Linked DNA regions of Homo sapiens: all the other regions are linked to region 3. The links are chromatin contacts, found by Hi-C or POLR2A ChIA-PET in ENCODE. All regions are on one chromosome and are shown on one strand. The core of a region is the stretch at or near the end of the contact, and the rest is flanking DNA. Distances in the headings are between cores, read along the strand shown. Region 1 holds the start of NNT-AS1 (NNT antisense RNA 1). Region 2 holds the start of C5orf34 (chromosome 5 open reading frame 34). Region 3 holds the start of NUP155 (nucleoporin 155). Region 4 overlaps MTMR12 (myotubularin related protein 12). Region 5 holds the start of ZNF131 (zinc finger protein 131).

Region 1 (2,700 bases), core at 199-2,698, 6.2 Mb after region 3:
ATTAGATAGGTCCCCTCTCCAATTGTGACAACCAAAATGTCTCTAGACATTGCCAAATATCCCTCGGAACTAAATTGTCCCCAGTTGGGAACCACGAATTATTAATCCCTAAAAGACAAAGCAGCAACTCCTGACCCCTACAAAAAGTTTTAAATCAATAACTTAGTTTAAAATCCTTACTAAGTGGGATCATTACTAATCTCACTTCATTGTACCTTCAGTATCTGGAAACCGTCCCTATGGTCACACTTACCACGGCTCATTATTATTTTAAAACATGGGGCTGTGTCATTTCCTGTCTGTGAGTTTGGACTGCAGTGGGAATCCATTAGTTGAATGACCTTCTGTGTAGGTTAATCACAAGACAAGTTCTCAAACTAAGGGTTTCCCTGCGGCTCATTTCTTTTTAAAGTTATGGAATACCTGTTCTGCTTATACCTTTTAGATTCATAATTATTTTTCTTGTATCAAAATTTCAATTAATAGAAATAAATGACGTTACTGACACTTCATGATGATTAAGTTTTGGGCAAGTGAACCATTTTACACTCTATTTTTTATTCCTCCCACTTTTAGTCAGAATACACCTGCAGAATAAGTAACAGAACTGTGTGAAAAGAACGACTAGGTCATTACGGTTAATAGTTTTAGAAAAACAGCCGAGGCCTGGTCTGGAAAGCTCACAACCTCCACCCAGATGCTTTCCAGCCTCGGGGATATTCGTACTAGCAGTGACACTAGCCAGCTTCCTCTAGGCTGGCTCTGATGTTGGAAGACAAGCACGCAGATGTGTGTTACTTTTCAAGCCTGGACATCGTTTCTGAGGAATTTAACTCCACCTCTCCTGCCAGAATGGAAAATCAACGCCCCCCATTCCCGCCCTTCACCAACCCCTCTCCGCCTGCCCCTTTCCCTTGGGTCCTCTCTGTTACAGAAGTTCTGATTTTTCCTAGCGAGCTGGAGGAAAGGCAGGTACCCGGAGTGGAGTTATATTACCTGTTTCTTTGTTCTGATGGGACCCCAGAGAGGACATCACGCTTTGTAACTGGTTCTTCAAGGGGAGAAGCAAATGTGTCCCTGAAAACTTCAGCTGCCGCGTTTGGCACCAGGTTTGATTGACAAGGACTGGCGGAGGGAAAGCGCGGAGGCTGGGCTGGGGGCCGCAGGCCGAGGCAGAGACAAAGAGGTTTCGCCTGTCCCCGAGAGTGGAAGGGCCCCTGGGGGTAACTAGCCTTTGAGCTCAAAGGGGCATTTCGTGAGGTCGCCTTTTGGTTCGGAGAGCGCGCGGCGATCGGGTGGAGGGGGCCTGGCGGGAAGAAAGCTGGGGCGGGGAAGGGGCGCGGGCCGAGGTGGGAGCGGAGCTGCAGTCACGTGGCCGCCCGCCGCCGCGGAGTTGGGGCTGTTCTTCCGGGTTGGAGGCGCAGCGCCGCGGGGCCCAAGCCCGGGTCTGCCAGCGCGACGTCCTCTCGCGGCCCTCAGGGCACAGCCCAAGGCTGTCAGCCTCCCGGCCCAGGTGAGCGCGACGGCACTGGCGGGTGCGGGCAGCCGGGGCGCGCGCCTAGGGCGCAGCTGGGAAAGGGGCTCGGGCCTTTCCTGAAGACCACGGCCCTCGCCGGGAGAGAGACCTGTCAAAGAGCAAAGCGGGGCGGGGTCGGCGGTGTCCCGGGCGCAGGGTGCATTGGGGTGTCCGCAGGCCGCAGGCTTAGGTGGGGAAGAAGCACCGTGCCTCTTGGTGTCCCTTTCTCGTCTCCTGCTGGGGCGATGTCGAAGGGAGTGGGCTGGTGGATTTGGGAACTGGGTCCCCGAAGAGGGCAGGGAATGAGGCGGCAGCTGTGCAGGTGCAGATATTTGCAGCTTTGGGGGACAGCGAGAGTCGTACGGGGTCATTTCGGCCCTCAAGATCGGGGGTGGTGGAGAGGGAGGTCATAGAGGACTTTCGATGGGCGGTTCATCCAGAGAGGTGGCAGCTGGATGCCCTTGAGGTATGCTTGACCCTTGAGGGAGTTCGGAGAGGGTGTCCGGCTGGGGACATAGGAGATTGCGAGCACAAATTGTGAGTGTGAGTTGGGGCGGTCTGGCGGTGGTGGGTACAAGTTTCTGGGGCCTAGGCTGGTGAGGAGGAAGAGACAGCGGAGAGGGCGACCTGGGCAGAGCTAGTTCAAACTCAACAGCCGGAATGACTATTTGCAGCCGTGGCCAATCGGCTTCCTAGGGAGGTTATAAATAGCGGTCTCGTGCAGATGCCAGCGGGTGGCAGTTAGTTGCCGAGCAAGGGACGGCACCGGTGGCAGTAGCCGTGACACCAGTGGCTTTGGGTGAGGTCACGGCGCCTGCCAGCCGAAGCTGGCTCAGTAGGGTATTGTGTCCTTGCTGGTATGTCTCGCTTTTAAAAGCGTGACTTGTTTATGGTTGCCGGTGTCCTTTATTCACCCTGTGGCGCCGGCCAGTCCTTAGGTGGTCTGTTTGTCAGGAGTCTTGTAGGACAGACTTATTCGGAGAAGCGCGTGGGGCTTAGGTGCCTACCTACTCTTCTTATTTAAAGTGTGCCCCTTTTCTTCATTGCACCCCTTTTATTTGTAAACCTTGACTTTTTATTAACAGACAGTTTAGGATTGCCTTCTTTCCAGCAGGTGCGCTTAGGCTGCTTACCTTGGTGATAGAATCAGTTTTCCACAAGGCTACACAAACATTTCCTTTTCA
Region 2 (2,700 bases), core at 23-2,522, 6.1 Mb after region 3:
ATTGATTATTTACTTGCTTTTTATTTTCTCCCACTAGGATATAAAGTCAACCGAAGCAGGGGCCTTATCTGTCTTATATGTAACAGTATCTCTGGCATCTAAAACAGTATTAGGCAAATAGTAAATGGCACAATAAATATTTGAATGATGAAAAATAAGTAAACTGCTCCTCTTGAATTTGCAATTTGAATTAATGGTGTCTCATTGTTAGCAGCCAATATTCTAAAACTTGACTTTCCACTCCATGCCCCTGTAACAAGTCCTGTTGATTTTCTGTCTTTGGAACCTGACTCTCTCTACCTCTTTCTCTTTTTCAGGCCATAGACTCTCCAACTCCTGCAACTGTCTGGAATTTCTTCTCTCTCCAATCCATCTCTAGTATTGATGACATAGGTAACTTTCCACAAGTCACACCATACCAAGTGCTTTACATCACCTGTTTACGTACTTATCAAATGGCAATATAGATTACAGATATATATATAAACACACACGTATATATCGGGTATGTCTACTTGGTATTTTAGGGGAAAAAACGGGTGCTGATACATAGATGGAAGACATTTTCTGATTCCAATTTGGGAAAAATAGTCTATCTTTGGTCAGGTCTTTTTTTTAATAGCTTTACTGAGGCGGTTTTCTAATTTTAAATAATCAAGCATACACAACAAACAGTGTAATGACTAAGGTTCTTGGCATACCATAGGAAACCATAACCCGGCTCCAACCCACACTGCCATTCTCATCTCTACAGTCTCATTCCCGCTTGCGTTCTCATCACCCAGCACATTACGTCAGGGTATGTTTAACACTCAAAAATCCACAAGTCTGTTCTTGACATGAATGAGAATCTCATTTCTTTCAAAATGCTATAGTCTCTAGTTACAGAAGGAGCCTGATCAAAACAACCACCAAAAGTCTTCCACTCACAGCAGTTCGGAGCCGAAAAGTTGCGGAAATGAGGCCCAGCAACGGTCCCTGGCTTTGATTTGCCAAAATGCTCTGGAAGCCGCAGCGTCGGCGCCTGCCCACCACTGCTTCTTCAGGGGTTTCTTCAGTTTGACAAATTACCAGCGAGTGATATTTCTTGGTGAAAGAAAAAAATCACAACCCTAGAGGAATAAGGTGGCAGGGAGAGTGTTTTGGCCAAGATGCCCGCCACGAAACAGGAAAGCGGAGACAGCGCCAACTGTAACCACTAAGAGAAAGCGCAAACCGCACAAGACCAGTTCAAAACCAGCGCCCTCAGGGAGCCGCTTCAGAGCTCCGCAACAGGGAAGACAGGAAGTCCCGCCCCTCCACAACAGGAAGGGCCGGAAGTCCCGCCCCTCCACTCCGGAGGCTGCCCTCGCTGCGTTCCCTACGAAGGGCGGAGCAGGAATTGGTGTAGGAAGGGGACGGGTGTTTCCTTGTTCGGAATGGGGTTGGCTCCTCTTTGATTTTTTACTTCTGGTGACCCACGCAAAAGCAGTCCCGACCTGGTTGTATTAATAATAAAGGCTGTAAGGATCAGCCTTTTGAACGGTCCAGCCGAGAACTAACCACAGAGCGCGTTTTAGTGGAGTGGTACTTATTTTTAAATAAGGTAAAAAACGATTATACTTCAGTAAAGCTGTTTAGAAAAAAAAAAACTTGGCCAAAGATGGAGAACTCTTCCTAATTTGGTATCAGAAAATAGGTCGTCTATGTATCTGCACCTTTTTTCCTTATAAAGTGGCAAATAAATGTGTCTGCTATATTTATTGCCACTAAACAAGTGTTTATGGAACACTCACTGTGTGTTTAGGCATAGTGGGGATAAAGCAGGGAAGGTGGCCCAGTTCTTTGCGGGTGAGGATCAGAGCTAGAGATTAACTGGAAAGAAAGAATAAACAATCATTTATTACAGTTGTGAGTGTTTCTAAGATAAAATACAGAGGTTTGTGAGAGCATAGAGAGGCATACCTTGTTTTATTGTGCATTTTATTGTGCTTTGCAGATACTGAGTTTACTACAAATGGAAGGTTTGAGGCAACCTTGATGGAGCAAGTGTATGGGTGCCATGTTTTTCCAACATCATGTGCTCACTTTGTGTCTCTGACATATTTTGGTAATTCCCACAATATTTCAAACTTTTTCATTATTTTTGTATCTGTTAGAGTGATCTGTGTGATCACTGATCTTTGATGTCACTACTGTAATTGTTTTGGGGGACCACAGATCATGCTCATACATTATAAAATGGCGAACTGAATCTGTTACAGGTAGTTAGGCATGAGCAAGGCAGGAGAGGGCTCTCCCCTGCCACCCACCCACTAGAAATGTTGGGTGATGGTTCAGCAATTATCACATGGCCTCTCTAAAAATGAAAATTTGGCAGCGCCAGGGAAAGGCCATTTCCTGATGGCCCACACCTGTTAACATCAAAATGTTAATTGAATGCAGGCCCCAGAGAGAAGCAACTTCCTGGGCATGCCGGTTAAGAGACAAAAGTGATGAAGTATGATTTTTCTGATACACTCCACCGGAAAAAGGAAGAAAGCCTCAGATGGGCATGTGTATAAATCCATAAAATCACTGTGTGTGCTCACTTCCCAAGGGTAAAGAGGGCTCTGAGCATGCAGGGAGCCCATCCTAAGATCATGGTTAAATGCGGCACTTGACCTTCTCTCTCTCTCTCTCCTTTTCTTTTTCTTTTTTTTTTGAGACGGAGTCTCACTC
Region 3 (2,700 bases), core at 113-2,612:
GTTTACACTGCACAAATTATCCTATTTAGATTACTTTGGTTCTTGCTCACCAACAATCTTTTCTTTCTTACACTTCGCTGGTTTTCTCCAAATTCCATCTCACAAAGGGGTCACTTTTTCTAGCAACTGATGTAATTCCATAAGCCGTGGGGAGCTGGTTATAACTTAAAACTGTTAAACAAATTACTTTCCAGTCACCTATATTGTCAACACATATTCTGCCTTACTCTCCCTGTACATAAGCACTGTGATTTCCCTGTTCTCTTTCTTTATTCCACTGGTAGTTCTTTTAAGATCCTCCAGCATTTCATAACACACATCTCTACACATAATAAAGCGTTTCTTGGCCGGGTGCAGTGGCTTGCGCCTGTAATCCCAGCACTTTGGGAGGCCGAGGCGGGCGGATCACTTGAGGTCAGAGTTCGTGACCAGCCAGGCCAATATGGTGAAACCCCGTCTCTACTTAAAAAACACAAAAATTAGCCGGGCTTGGTGGCAGGCGCCTGTAATCTCAGCTACTTGGGAGTCTGAGGCAGAAGAATCGCTTGAACCCAGGAGGCGGAGGTTGCAATGAGCCGAGATCGCGCCATTGCACTTCAGCCTGGGCGAAGAGGGAACCGCTCCGTCTCAATAAATAAACAAATAAATATAAAGCAAAGCGTATCTTTAAGATAACATGCTAAATTTCCAAATTAACTTCGTTTGCTCTTACGATCTACTCAAACACTAACAGGAGAAATGAACAAATTTGGGACTTGGATCTGGAGATGCTTCTCATATGGCCTTAGCCATAAGCACTTGAGAGCGGCGAGAAGCTCATTAAGGTTGAGGTCTTTGCCTCTTTCTGCTTCAACTGGGAGCTTGCTCTTCACTCTTGCCCTCTCAAGTATCTACAATGAAGAAAGTGAGGAAAGGAAAAAACCTGAAAAGAAGCTGCTTGCTGTTCTCCAAAAATGCAGCCAACAGTGCCATAAATCTCAGCATATCCTCGCCGGGACCAACGCTGGGGATAAGTAGCAAATTAGGAAGTCAGGCGAGAGTCCTTTAGGTTGAGAAAGCAGGGTCACTATCACTCACTTGGGGCAGACACCATAAGCAGCTCGGAAAGGTCCGGGTACATGCGGTCCTCTTGCAACTGACGGTCGATGAGCCGTCCAGCATTTTCCAGAGCTTCCTGCAGGGCTGCGGCAGATGTAGAGGCCGGCATCGCCGCGCCCAACAAAGAAGACGGCATCTCGGAAATCGTAGACACCAGGGTCCAGAAAAAGTCAAAAACCAAGGAGAAACAAGAAAAGATCCAAGAAGTTAGCTTAGATCCGCCGCCTAGGGCGCGCGCGCCAAACGAGCGCCTTGGCGCCTCGACATGACGCACTTCCGCTTCATCCGGTGGGGAACTGGAAGACGCCGTTCTGGCCTGGGAAGAGGAAGCTGTTGGGAGGGGGCTAGAGGTTGTGGGTGGAGCTAGGAGGCTGCTGATGCTTTCGAGGGGGTTGAGGGTTTTGGGGTGTGGCAGGGTAAAATTAGGGTAGGTTATTTAGGGAAGGGAGGGAGGGAAAGGAAGGGAAGGATAAAGGGGAGGGAACAGGGAAGGAGAGGGGCGGGATGGGGTTGGATAGGGTGAGGAGGAAGGAGGGAGGAGGGATACGGTAGGTGGGAGCTAGGTCGTGTGTCTGGCCTAGGAGGTTGGTCAGGTTCCGTTGGTTTAAGCGCGTGCTCGACCTGAGTCTTGGAACTTCCCGCGTCGGTATCCGCTAACTGCAGCTATATGAGTTCGCGCATGAGCGCGCAGTTTGGTTCTCCAAGTAACTGCTTTTGTGAGAGTAGTTAAGAATTGGTAGGTCGCTGTCACAGAGAGGGATATAAACCAGTATCTCACTATATTCTTCGCGGGCTTCAGTGTAAATTAGAATTCATCAGGCTTTTCCATTTGCGTGTCGCTGTCTTTTGACTTTGTTGCCCCTTAGTATAAAATACGTGTTTAAGAAGAAGCTGAGTGCAGGTGGACCGCTGCCGTGCTTTTTATCGTGGCAGAGATAGCAGACAGTTCTAATTCATCTTTCCATTCCCAGCGCTAGTATAGGAACTCGTATGAGATAGGAACCCAAGAGTTCATACAATCCTAAGAAACTGAATACTTGCCTTGTGCCTGGTGCTGGGACTATCAAACTAACACAGTGTTTCCTGTCCTTAAGGTGCTTCAAGCAGAGACAAAGGGCTTCATTATAATTTTTCTATTTGGATAGGTATAAACTATAGCAGGATAGGAGAAAGCAGAGAGGTAAAAGAGGCTTCATTTACTACAGAAGGCAACCTGAGTGGGTAAATCAAAGCACTTTTTAGAAAGCTGCTCTTATTTAGAATCTCACCTAAGAAAGCTTCCAGTTATGTTCTTCAGAATTTCACAAATCAATAACTGAATTACTCTAAATTGGTCTTTTGCTATTTGAATTACATTTTTACTCCCTCAAAGACTTGACTACATTTCTGAAAATTGAAAGTTCTTTGATGTTACCAATCTACACTTAAAATTTGACATAGCCAATATACCAAGAAAAACTGGATTTTTTATCATTGGTATATAGATAGGCAGTTGGGTCTCTAGCTGTGAGTTTACTTTATTTGGTAGACCATAGATTGAAAAGTGGTGGTCTGGCACCGAGTTTGTTTTTAATTTGAGACAAAATACACAAAGTTTTCAAC
Region 4 (2,700 bases), core at 93-2,592, 5.1 Mb before region 3:
TCAAAAACAATTAAAAATAAAAAACAAAACAAAAACAGAGTGAACCCAAATTCAAAGGCTGCATTCACCATCGGTTTCATTACTGAACTCAGTTCCTGGGTTTAAGGAAGAGCTTAGTATAGAGAAAACGTGGGGAACTAGTATATTTGGAAGATGTTATTCCAGTGAGTGATATATATTGCACTGAAATACAGAAGAAAATTGAAAGTTGACACATGAGGTCAAAAGTAAGCCAGTATGACATGAGGCACGGGTGAGAAATTTCTTAACGGTCCTGCCACGGAAAGGAGACCCTGAACGACAGAGAGCAGGCCAGTGATGAGAAGGACTCCGTCCTTTGTGTGTATTTATGTGGGATGGTGGGGAGGGTGGGGATGATGGGAAGTGGAGTAACTGAGTAGCTGGGGGAAAAAAGACAACAGAGCTATTTTACAACTGTGCTATTCCCCCCAAACTTCACCAAATGCAGTTCATACATTCAGGATTTCTGTCCTTTGTGTTTATGTGTGTTAGGGGGTAGAGTAACTGAGAAGCTGGGAAAAAAAGACAACGGAACCACAACCACACTGTTGCCCACAAACTCTGCCAAATGCAGCCCATACATACATCATTATCCAATGCAGATTCATCATCACCCAAGAAGGCAATCTTGAAGTCTGTGCAGACAAGCCTCCCATAGACCCCATGCTGACAGGAATCTTCCTGGACATACTTCAGTACTGTGCTGGCTTCACAAAGCAGCTGTTCACCTGGTAGAAACCAAAACAGGTCCTCCTTAGAGTTCTCAGGGAACATACGATATGCAAACACTAAAGGCTTTCCAGCCCTATTTACATAAGGACAAACATACAATACAACACAGGGCTTTAGAACTTTACACTTTTCAGCATGGCAGGAGCTGCAAAAACATAAGAGAGAAGATGCGGCAGAGTGGAAACCACCAAGAAGTGAAATTGAAATGGCTCAGATACACCTCTGTGCAGGACATTTCTCTATCTTCTCACTGGGAATAATGGAAATTTCCAAATAGGTACTAATGATCTGAGCTGCACTTTCACGCAGAAATCTTAGTGTTTTCATTACTTTGACCCAAGCAGATGTTCCATAGAAGCAATACCCTAAGTGAACACAGATGGGCTTGCCCCAGTCTGCCCTAAAAAAACGCAGATCCCAAGCCCACTTTCCTGTGAGAGGGGGCAGCTTCTAATACTGGAAGTGCTGAGAGAGAGTGACAGTGCCTCCCTGGCCATGGGACTTCCAGGCAGCTTCCATAGATCCAGGAGGTGTTGCCGCCTTCCACAGCATGACCACCCTCGTTCTGGCTCCACGCTGGGAAAACAGAGGTCAGAGGTTTGTGGGGAAAAAACGTGTTTCCTCTCTTTCTTAGTTAAGCGTATTTCCTTTCAATGCGTCACCTCTCCTCCTCCATCTGCAGCACCCAGCCGACGTGAGAAGCTGCAGCCCCTGGAGACAGAAAGTATCCCTCCTTGCAGTCAAAAAGATGAGGATTAGGGAATAGGTCAGTATTCTCTGCCATCTGGAAGCAGAGGAGCTCACGGGGGCAGGCAAAAGAGAAGACTATGGGGGAAATGAAAAACTAAGTATAAATGTTTTGCAACAACAACAAAAAAAACCCAAAGGATTTTTCTTCTCATGCAACAGATAACCATCTTCTCCTTGGAATCTCCCACTTGATAGCTCCTTCAAGGTCTTTAAATTTACTTTTTGGCTCAAAATTTATTTAGTCTACCTTCAATATGAAAACGAACAGTTTCAGACACTCAGAAGGGACAAATATTATGGTGCTGTTCTCTCATCTTTCAAGGGGTTAATTACCTCTGGCTGAAACACTAAGGAAATACCGGAAGATGGCTCAGTCACTAGGTCAGCCTCTCAAGAGATCACAGTTTGAAGGAAATAATGAAGACAGGGCCTCATTAGGGTTTAAAATAGTCCCAGAAAAAGTGTCTCTGCCAAGTCCATGGGGGAAGACATGTAAGCAAGGCTTCCTGTGCTTTCACCTCCCAATACTTTTAATGGTGAAATACTTTTAATGGTGAGGCTCTCCCCAAGACCAGGCCAGCCCCGTCCCATGCTCATGTACTAGCGACCAGAAATTAGCATGCACTAGCTAATACAACATTCCTGGTGAGGCCCTCTGCAAACATGGCATGTTGTGCCATAATCAGCTGGTTTATACCAGATCACAGAGTCTAGAAGCACAAGAGTTGGGAGCTAGAAATGATCTTTGTCTAGTTTGTGAAACTAGGCTCAGAGAAGTTAACTGTGAACTCACCGCTGCACACCCACACCTAGATGAGACTGTGAAGTAATTCAGGAGGGGGGAGAATATGCATAATGCTAAGCTAAAAATAAAATTTCTGAATCTATAACACCAAGAAGAGAAAAACAAGAGGAGATAAGGTTTAAGTCATCACTATAGAAAAAAAGCCTTTGACATTTAAAAACATCAAAAAAAGTTATAGAATTCTTTTACCAAATAACGTGGATCAGTCAGAAACTTGCACAGATTTATATCCCCTCAATAAACTGGAATAAAATAAAAAGCAACAGAATAAAGCCTGTATTGTTTTGGGGAAATGTACCTTAAAGAACTTATTTTAAAAAAGCTATTTTGAATTAAGAAAAAGAAAGTAGAAAAAGAATTAAATACATGGATCACAGAATATCCCATATATG
Region 5 (2,700 bases), core at 157-2,656, 5.7 Mb after region 3:
GGGCCTCCCAAAGTGATGGGATTACAGGCCTGAACCACTGCGCCCAGCCTATCTCTAGATTCTGACCAGCTCTCTAATTCCATTTTCCCCCATGGTTTCATCTACATTACTAACAGTCTCCCAGTTGATCTCTATTCCTAGCAGCTTGTCCCATTTAATCTGTTCTCCATATTGGGGCTAGAATTATCTCTTTAAAAAGTACATCTTAGGATGTCACCATGCGGCAAGGCTTCCCCTTGCAAAAAGAAAATCTGACATCTTCAACACTTTTTATAAGGCACCCTTGTGCGTCTATCCAGCAACATTGTTTCAGTTTCCTGAATGCTATAATCTTGGTGCCTTTGCATGTGCTATACTTTTGGCTAAGAACACTTAGACTTCACATCACTTAAAAACATTTTTTGTTTTAATACAGATGGGGTCTCGCTATGTGCCCAGGCTGGCCTCAAACTCCTGGGCTGAACTCCTCCTCCCCAACTCGGCCTCCCAAAGTGCTGGGATTACAAGCGTGAGCCACCGCGCCCGCCCACATCTCTTCTTACAGGTCAACTGGCTTTCCTTGACACCCAGTTACTTCGTTCTTCAGGTGTTGCAAAACTCATCAGCAAGCACCTAGGCAATTACTGTTCAAAATATCTATGCAGTCTACTAGACTTAAGATTCAGAAAGGCAGAAACCACATATACCTTGTTCACAGCTGGACTTCTCAGTGTCTAGTACTAGGATTCTCAATACATATCTGTTGAAGTTATGATGACATTATTACCATATAGCTATTTGAGTTCCTCCGTAATCCCAATTCTCAAGTTCTTTGAGAGAAAAAAATAAGTAAATCTCAATTATAGAATTATCCTCAAAATGTATTTATATATAATATTTCTTTGGAGGAATTAAGGAAGCAGTCACATGCAGCTGACTGTGGGTCACTGGACTTTTTTTTTTTTTTGAGACGTTGTCTCGCTCTGTCGCCCAGGCTGGAATGCAGTGGCACTACCTCAGCTCACTACAACCTCCACCTCCCCGCTTCAAGCTATTCTCCTGCCTCAGCCTCCCGAATAGCTGGGATTACAGGCGCCCACCACCATTCCCGGCTAATTTTTGTATTTTTAGTAGAGACGGGGTTTCGCCATGTTGCCCAGGCTGGTTTCGAACTCCTGACCTCATGTGCTCCACCCGCCCAGGCCTCTCAAAGTGTTGGGATTACAGGCATGAGCCACCGCGCCGGCCTGGACTCTTTAAAGGAGTGGGGAAGGCCTGCACTAACGGGATCCGGTGTAAATAATTCTGAGCAGCTCCAGGTCCTGAGCCCAGCAAGCACGTGCTGCGGCAGGGCGCGGGGAGGGCGCGCTTCGCGGAGGAAGATTCCGGGCGGCCCGAACGTGCTCGCGCCCGTAGCTGCCGCTGCCGGGGCCGCGGCCGCCCGGGTGCCCAACCGAACGCACGTGCGCCAGCGGGGCCCGAGCAGAAGGGGAGCCCCGGCTCTCACGAAGAAAATGGAGGGCGACCCACGGGTTAGGGGTCAGGAAAGGCGTGGGGCGCATTATGCCCTGGGAGGGGAAAGCACGGAACAAGAGGCTCTGAGGGACGGAGAGGAAGGAGGGCGACCCACGAGCTAGGTAAGGCGGGCCAACCCAGGTCTCGGAAGGAAGGGGGCGGGGCAGGACGGGGCGGGAGGGGCCGCGCAGTAGCTGGGCTGTGAGGACGGTTGGCGAGTTCATTCCGGGCTCGGGTCGGGAAGTGTCCGCCCCTGGAGTCAAGCTGGGGAGGGTGAGAGGTTGAAGGGCAATGACTTAGGTTCCCAGCTTCTGGCCCTGCCAGGCTCTGCAGTAGCCCAAGCCCACCGCTGCCCGGTTTCTTCTCAGAGAGCAAGCCCTCGCCCTTCGTGAGCGCCAAATCCCCGCGCTCGGCCCCGCCCATCCACTGAGGGGTGTGGGTAGGGGCGTGGCCCGTTCCCTTGCTGGTCGGCGCCCGGAAGGCGTCCGCGTCAGCCGGAGCTCGACGCGGTGACGGTGTGCGTCGACGTAAGTGACGCGCAAGCCTGGGCCGCTCCTCCTTCCCTCAGTGAGTGCCGGCCCGGTCGGGGCGGGGGAGAAGAGGGAGGGCGGGGGAGGGAGAGGCGACCCGAGAGTCGTTGTGGGTCGCGGGCCGGACCGGGTCCCGGGGCGGTGGGAGCCCCGGCCGGGCAGAAGGGCTTGGCGGGCCGTTAGAGGACCGCCACGGCTGTCGAGTCCCCTCCCTTGTTGGACTTGCGCGCCCTGGCGCTCGGAACCTCCGGCGCTGTGCCCACCCCGCTCTAGCTCGCGTCTCCCGACTCCAATTAGGTCAGGCTCGGAGTCCCGCGGCCGCGGCTCCGGTCTCAACGCTCCGGGGCCGCTCGGCTCGCCTTTCTTCCCTCGCCTTTCTCTCCTCTTGCTTCACCCTCCCCCCTTCTTTTCACGTTGCTGGTTTTTTTTGTTGTTGTTTTATGCTTTAGGGGTTTTGTTCCTCGGCTCGAGCTCATGGGTGTACATTATCATGCTCTTCTTTTGTAGAGCAGCCCGACGGCCATGGAGGCTGAAGAGACGATGGAATGCCTTCAGGAGTTCCCTGAACATCATAAAATGATCCTCGACCGATTGAATGAACAGCGAGAGCAGGACCGGTTTACTGACATCACCCTAATTGTCGACGGTGGGTAGGGCAGTGGGCAGAGGAGCGAAT

Evidence for each region. A loop is a pair of places that touch in the nucleus more often than their neighbours do. ChIA-PET counts read pairs that join two places held with the same protein, here RNA polymerase II (POLR2A). Pooled maps may share reads with other maps.
Region 1: a pooled map shows a loop between it and region 3 (9-fold over the local background). The contact joins the promoter of NNT-AS1 here to the promoter of NUP155 in region 3. A Hi-C loop is called at or near these places in 7 of 50 pooled maps.
Region 2: a pooled map shows a loop between it and region 3 (6-fold over the local background). The contact joins the promoter of C5orf34 here to the promoter of NUP155 in region 3. A Hi-C loop is called at or near these places in 2 of 50 pooled maps.
Region 4: a loop to region 3 is called in a pooled map, with 3 times the contacts of the local background. The contact joins the enhancer-like site here to the promoter of NUP155 in region 3. A Hi-C loop is called at or near these places in 1 of 50 pooled maps. POLR2A ChIA-PET finds 5 or more read pairs at or near these places in 2 of 52 experiments (CD4-positive, alpha-beta T cell and GM12878).
Region 5: a map of naive thymus-derived CD4-positive, alpha-beta T cell shows a loop between it and region 3 (16-fold over the local background). The contact joins the promoter of ZNF131 here to the promoter of NUP155 in region 3. A Hi-C loop is called at or near these places in 1 of 168 maps with a recorded cell type or tissue (naive thymus-derived CD4-positive, alpha-beta T cell) and 9 of 50 pooled maps. POLR2A ChIA-PET finds 5 or more read pairs at or near these places in 3 of 52 experiments (PC-9, activated B cell and activated CD8-positive, alpha-beta memory T cell).

The regions. Positions count from the first base shown.
Region 1 is chr5:43,601,782-43,604,481 of GRCh38, forward strand. NNT-AS1 (NNT antisense RNA 1) reads right to left here and starts at 1,449. Exons shown (of 3, transcript NR_073113.1): 1 at 997-1,449. NNT (nicotinamide nucleotide transhydrogenase) reads left to right here and starts at 1,399. Exons shown (of 22, transcript NM_182977.3): 1 at 1,399-1,513. RefSeq lists silencers at 747-966, 1,230-1,319, 1,440-1,659.
Region 2 is chr5:43,513,876-43,516,575 of GRCh38, forward strand. C5orf34 (chromosome 5 open reading frame 34) reads right to left here and starts at 1,273. Exons shown (of 13, transcript NM_198566.4): 1 at 931-1,273. LOC124900190 (a long non-coding RNA gene) reads left to right here. Exons shown (of 3, transcript XR_007058764.1): 2 at 318-2,700. RefSeq lists an enhancer at 881-1,040.
Region 3 is chr5:37,369,744-37,372,443 of GRCh38, forward strand. It overlaps NUP155 (nucleoporin 155), which reads right to left and starts at 1,363. Exons shown (of 35, transcript NM_153485.3): 1 at 1,078-1,363. The coding sequence starts at 1,234. RefSeq lists enhancers at 1,036-1,145, 1,266-1,355.
Region 4 is chr5:32,273,374-32,276,073 of GRCh38, forward strand. MTMR12 (myotubularin related protein 12) reads right to left here. Exons shown (of 16, transcript NM_001040446.3): 3 at 607-749. Among named protein-coding and RNA genes, the nearest start is that of MTMR12, 38 kb to the right of the region's middle. Within about 2 kb of position 1,343, at least 7 of the 41 ENCODE cell types and tissues checked have a DNase peak (open chromatin) inside an H3K27ac peak, as active enhancers do.
Region 5 is chr5:43,119,508-43,122,207 of GRCh38, forward strand. It overlaps ZNF131 (zinc finger protein 131), which reads left to right and starts at 1,407. Exons shown (of 7, transcript NM_001330707.2): 1 at 1,407-1,616; 2 at 2,532-2,670. The coding sequence starts at 2,547. RefSeq lists enhancers at 1,069-1,128, 1,926-2,494, 2,495-2,700 and silencers at 1,309-1,658, 2,089-2,348.